2 separate regions of the Homo sapiens genome follow, and region 2 is linked to region 1. Evidence: read pairs that join two places in POLR2A ChIA-PET (ENCODE). Cell type or tissue: PC-9. All regions are shown on one strand. Each heading gives the region's core, and the rest is flanking DNA. Links, peaks and the distances in the headings are about the cores only.

Region 1 (2,912 bases), core at 311-2,810:
CAGGAGAAGCTGAAACTGGAGGCAGATCTTGGCAACATGCAGGGGCTGGTGGAGGACTTCAAGAACAAGTACGAGGATGAGATCAGTAAGCATACAGAGATGGAGAATAAAATTGTCCTCATCAAGAAGGATGTGGATGAGGCATACATGAATAGGGTGGAGCTGGATGGAGTCTTACCTGGATGGCAAGCTTACAAGATCAGCTTCCTCAGGCAGCTGTATGAAGAGGAGATCTGGGAGCTCCAGTCCCAGATCTTGGACACATCTGTGGGGCTGTCCACGCATAACAGCTGCTCCCTGGACACGGACGGCATCATTGCTGAGGTCGAGGCCCAGTATGAGAAGATCGCCAACCGCAGCCAGGCCAAGGCTGACAGCATGCACCAGATCAAGTATGAGGAGCTGCAGACCCTGCCTGGGAAGCACAGGATGACCTGCGTTGTACAAAGACGGAGATCTCCAAGATAAACTGGAACATCAGCCGGCTCCAGTCTGAGACAGAGGGCCTCAAAGGCCAGAGGGCTTCCCTGGAGGCCGCCATTGTGTATGTGTGGGGAGCGGTCCATTAAGGATGCCAATGCCAGGGGGTCCAAGCTGGAGGCCGCCCTACAGTGGGCCAAGCAGGACGTGGCGCGTCAGCTGCTCAAGTACCAGGAGCTGATGACCATCAAGCTGGCCCTGGACATTGAGATCGCCACCTACAGGAAGTTGCTGGAGGGCAAGGAGAGCCAGCTGAAGTCTGGGATGCAGAGCATGAGTATCCATATGAAGACCACCAGGGGCTACTCAGGTGGGCTGAGCTCAGCCTACAGGGGCCTTACAAGCCCTGGCCTCAGCTATGGCTTGGGATCCAGCTTTGGCTCTGGCGGGGGCTCCAGCTCCTTTGGCTGTGCCTGCTTCTCTAGGGCTGTGGTTGTGAAGAAGATCAAGACCACGATGGGAAGCTGGTGTCCCAGTCCTCTGATGTCCTGCCCAGGTGAAAGGCCATAGCAGCCCCTCCCAGCCTACCCCCTCCCATGGCTTCTCCAGAGCCTGTGGAGGAGGCCACTGTGCAGGGGAGTATAGGGAACAGGAGACCCACCTGAGGCTCAGCCCTAACCCTCAGCCCACCCATGGGGAGTTTACTGCCTGGGATACCCCCCTTGCCCATGCCTCCAGCTACAAAACAATTACATCATTTTTTTTTCCTCCAAAATAAAGCCTCAGCCAGATCTGCAAAGCAAAACAAAACAAACAAAGAAAACCAACAAAAACCAGAACATACATATGTCTCAACTACACATGGCACATTCACCAAGAACACCAGTCTTAATACTTTTAAAAGGACTACAGTCACACAGACTGTGTTCTCTGACTGTAGTGCAATGGAATTTGACTTCAATAACAAGTTAGCTAAAGAATTCCCGAATTCCCCCAAATATCTGGAAATTAAACACTTATAAATAACCAGTGGATCACAGAAGACTCGAGGGAAATTAGAACTGAATTATAATCAAAACATCAGCATTTATGAGATGCAGCTAAAGCAATGCTTACAGGAAAACTTATAGCTTTAAATGTTTACAATTAGAAAAGAAGAAAGGAATAAAGTCAGTCACTAAAATTTCACCTTAAGAGGGCAGAAGCAGAGTAAGTTAAGCCCAAAGTAGAGGGAAGAAGCACTTTTGAACAAGTTCTAGTTTCACTGTGTTGAAACTAGATATATGCCTCCTACCCTATAACCCAGTAATTCCACACCTAGGTATTGACTCAAGAGACATGAAAGCATATGACCACAGAAATACTTGTGCAAGGATGATCATGCTCCAGTCTAATCATGAGAAAAACAAACACATCCCAGTTGAGGGACATTCTACAAAATACCTGACCAGTACTCAAAACTGTCAAGATCATCAAAACAAGGAAAGTCTGAGAAACTGTCCCAACCAAGAGGAGCCTAAGGAGACAAGATGACTAAATGTAATGTGGGATCCTGGAAGGGATCCTGCAACAGAAAAAGGACATTAGATGAAAACTAAGGAAATCTGAATACTTAGATAGTAATAATGTATGAATATATATTCATTAATTATAACTGATGTACCATACTAATATAAGATGTTAATAATAGGGGAAATTGGGTGTGGGGTATATGGGAACTCTCTGTGCTATCTTTGCAATTTTTCCATAAATTTAAAACTACTCTAAAATTTAAAAGTTTATTATTTTAAAAAGGAATATCATAGTAGTTTGACTTATAAATAGCCCAAACTGGAAACAGTCTAGGTGTCCATCAATAGGAGAATGGATAAACAAACTGGGATATTCATATGGAATACTACTTAGCAATAAAAAAGAATGAACTACTGATAAACACCACAGAATGGATGTATCTCAAAACATTATGTTGAGTGAAAGAAGCCTCGGGCAAAATAATTTATACCATATGTCTGTGTGATTCTGTTTTTATGAAGTTCTAAAATAGGCTAAACTAATCTATGGTGGAAAAAGTCAAAACAGTAGTTGTCTCTGGAGTATGTGGGTGGGAATTGACTAGGAAGAGATGTGAGGGAGCTTTTCTGGGATGATGGTAATGTTCTGTATCTTGATAGGGGTTTGCATTACATGAGGATATGCATTTTTAAAAACTCATTGAATGGTACACTTAAGATCCATGCATATCACTGTATGTAAAATTTACTTTTTAAAATCTTGTAAACAGATATTGAATTTTAGTTAATAATAATCATGCTGAAATGTTAGGACTGAGGTATACTGATATCTGCAACTTATTTTGCAATGCGTTGAAAAAGCTGGATCGATGAATGGATTGAGAGATGAATGGGTGGAAACATATGTGAGAAAGCAAAAATAGCAAAATGTTAATTGTAGAATCCAGAGGGTGAGTAATGGATGTTCAACTGTGCAGTTCT
Region 2 (2,912 bases), core at 230-2,729, 260 kb after region 1:
ATGCTGCCCTGCTGTTGTCACCCAGTCAATGTGGGTTGCAAGAATAATGAATTTACAGAAGAGGAAACAGGCCCTGAGATAGACACTGAAGTTGCCAGAGAGGCTCAGATCACATTCACAAGCATGACAGGTATACATTAAACGGCCTCAAATTCTCCACCAGTTCCCTCTTTCCCAGGGCTGAGAGGGATCAAAGGTTGGAGTCTATGGAAGAAACTTCCCAGGTCTGGCCCTTGGACAGGACAGGGGCAAGGCACGAGAGGGAGACTGTCAGGGATTGTGGGAAGAGAGGACCCAAGGAGAGAAGGACAGTAGTAGAGAGCCTGGTGTAAACCTAGATATTGAATCCGTGCAATGCCAATGAGGTAAAGAGCAGTTTTGCCCCTCTACTGTGACAATGGGGCGGCTTTGGCTGGAAGGTTTGAGGTAATCTTCCAGTTAAGCAGGGATTTAAGCATATGGAGAAGACTCACCTCCCTCAAGGTATCCACCCAAAACAGCAGCAGGGATAGAGGTCAGCCCCTTATCTCCCTTTCTTCTTTTTGCCAGAGGACTTAAGGTCCTGCCATCTACACATTACATATTATCCCATTTAGTCATTGGCAACTGGCTTATCCCTATTGTATAGATGGATAAGCCATGGCTAAGAAAGGTAAAGCGACTTGCCCAGGCTACAAACCAAGTGGCGGAACTAAGTAGATGCTCCAATCTCAGTTCTGGCCCCAGATGCTCTTTTTTTTTTTTTTTTTTTTTTTTTTTTTTTTTTTTTTTTTTGAGACGGAGTTTTGCTCTTGTTGCCCAGGCTGGAATGCAATGGTGCAATCTTGGCTCATTGCAACCTCTGCCTCCCGGGTTCAAACGATTCTCCTGCCTCAGCCTCCAGAGTAGCTGGGATTACAGGCGCCCGCCACCACGCCCAGCTATTTTTTTTTTTTGTATTTTTAGTAGAGGCGGGGTTTCACCATGTTGGCCAGACTGGTCTCGAACTCCTGACCTCATGATCCGCCCGCCTCGGCCTCCCAAAGTGTTGGGATTACAGGCGGGAGCCACCGCACCCGGCCCAGATGCTCTTTTTAAGGTGTCAGTACTTGGTTTGGGCGTGGGGTGGGCACACCATGCTGGATTCTGGGGAAAAGGTCCTCTCCCTCACACAGACTCCTGGCCTTCCTTTAAGCTTAGATCCTTGCGGGGTGTCCTGTGTTGGTTGGGTCCAGACCCTGCCCCTGCTTCTACTGAGAACTGTACTGAGAAGATGCCCAGGGAGGCACATAAGACACGCGTCACCAGGCCTTGACACACGTGACCAACGCTCCTCAGAGATGTCACCTTTCCCGTTTTACCAGGGCTTGTTTTCCTGAAGTTCTCAGTCCTCCACTGTGTTCTTTCCCCACCCCAACCTTTCCATATCCTCCCGGTTCAGAAGGCGCAAAATCTTTGCTGAGGGCGGGCCGAGGCAGGGTGTACGCGGCCCAGAGCTGGAACCTTGGAAGAGCACCGACCGGACACTGCTCCGCTCTCCCTTGGGGCCCTCCCCTCCCCGCCCACCAAGAGAGCAGAGGCGGGGCCGGTCCTCCATCCCCGCCCTGCCTGGCCAGCCACAGCAGGGTGGCCTGAGGAGCGGCTGGGGGCGAGGGCCGGGGAAGGGGCCTGCAGATGCCGCCTCCGCCTCCCTTCCTTGTCCGGGGCCCCCATGGTGTCGGGGAGCAGGAGGAATCAATCAGGATAATGAAGCCGCAGCCTGCCACGCACTGCGGGGGCACTGAGGAGCGGGGGCCGGTGCCAAGTCCGCCAGACGGTTCGGAGGAGCGGAGCCCGGCGCGGCCCGGCGGCGGCGGCGGCGGCGGCGGCGATGGCGGAAACCCGAAGGCCGCGCGCTAAAGCAGGACGCAGCTCCGCGCAGGGCGCTGGCAACCGCGCCTTGGCAACCGGGACGCCCGAGAGAAATCTTAAAGCTGCAGTGGCCTCTTTCCCCTCCATTGCGGTCGCCGCCAGGACCCCAGGGGAAATGGTCGTGCGGGCAAAGGTTGCTGGTGGGGGTCAAGCTCTGAGCCTCTCAGGACTTGGGAGGCCGACTCATACACTCGCTCACTTATTTATTTTATTTTATTTTATTTTATTTTGAGACGGCGTCTCGCTCTATTGGGTAAGCTGGAGTGCATTGGCGCGACCTCGGCTCGCTGCAACCTCCGCCTCCCGGGTTCAAGCGATTCTCCTGCCTCAGCCTCCCGAGTAGCTGGGATTACAGGCGCCCGCCACCACGCCCGGTTAATTTTTTTGGACTTTAAGTAGAGACGGGGTTTCACCATGTTGGCCAGGCTGGTTTTGAACTCCTGACCTCAAGTGATCTGCCCGCCTCGGCCTCCCAAAGTGCTAGCATTACAGGCGTGAGCCACCGCGCCTGGCCGTATTTATTAAATGTGTGTTGAACTTACGTACCCGAGCACAGGCTAGACACTAGGGAGGGGAACGGGCGGTGATTAGAAATGAACAAGATCCTGCCAAGAGGAATTCACAGTCTAGCGCGCGAGGCAGACCAGAATGGCTGAGGTGAGCAGAGCCTTGTGTTACCCAGGATAAAGGGGCTTGGCTGGAGGGCTGACGGGGGGTGTTATAAAATATTCCTGCAGCACCTGCCTTGCTCCAGGCCGTGGGTTGGATGCTTCTTTCCTGGGCTGTGTTATTATCCCAAAGGCCCTGTGAGTTGGGTATTATTATTACCCCTATTATCGATCCCATTTTAAAGATGAAGAATTAGAGGCCCACAGAGGTGAAAGGACCTAGCCAAAAATCTCGTTTTATTTTTTGGAGAATCTAGGACTGGGTCAGTCCTATGACCATAGGACTCCTGATTCTGGCCAATTCTCATTATGCATGATGTCTGCAAAGTCAGATCTGAGTGAGGACTTCCAATA

What was found. ChIA-PET counts read pairs that join two places held together with the same protein. Peaks named below come from ENCODE experiments on the same cell type or tissue, not always from the same donor. Only the 100,000 strongest peaks of a DNase experiment are listed, where the experiment ranks them.
Region 2: POLR2A ChIA-PET joins it to region 1 with 5 read pairs; 2 of 35 experiments call an interaction of 5 or more read pairs at or near these places.

Annotation. Positions count from the first base shown.
Region 1 is chr17:39,833,031-39,835,942 of GRCh38, reverse strand. All of the region lies in intron 1 of IKZF3 (IKAROS family zinc finger 3), which reads left to right. It also overlaps the pseudogene KRT8P34. Among named protein-coding and RNA genes, the nearest start is that of IKZF3, 30 kb to the left of the region's middle. RefSeq lists an enhancer at 48-547. In PC-9, for the core only: no CTCF peak of the experiment used is centred there; a DNase peak (open chromatin) is centred at 1,782; H3K27ac peaks cover 497 bases.
Region 2 is chr17:39,572,563-39,575,474 of GRCh38, reverse strand. LOC105371770 (a long non-coding RNA gene) reads left to right here and starts at 2,345. Exons shown (of 2, transcript XR_934745.3): 1 at 2,345-2,547. RefSeq lists an enhancer at 345-919 and a silencer at 1,585-1,854. In PC-9, for the core only: no CTCF peak of the experiment used is centred there; a DNase peak (open chromatin) is centred at 1,334; H3K4me3 peaks cover 1,051 bases.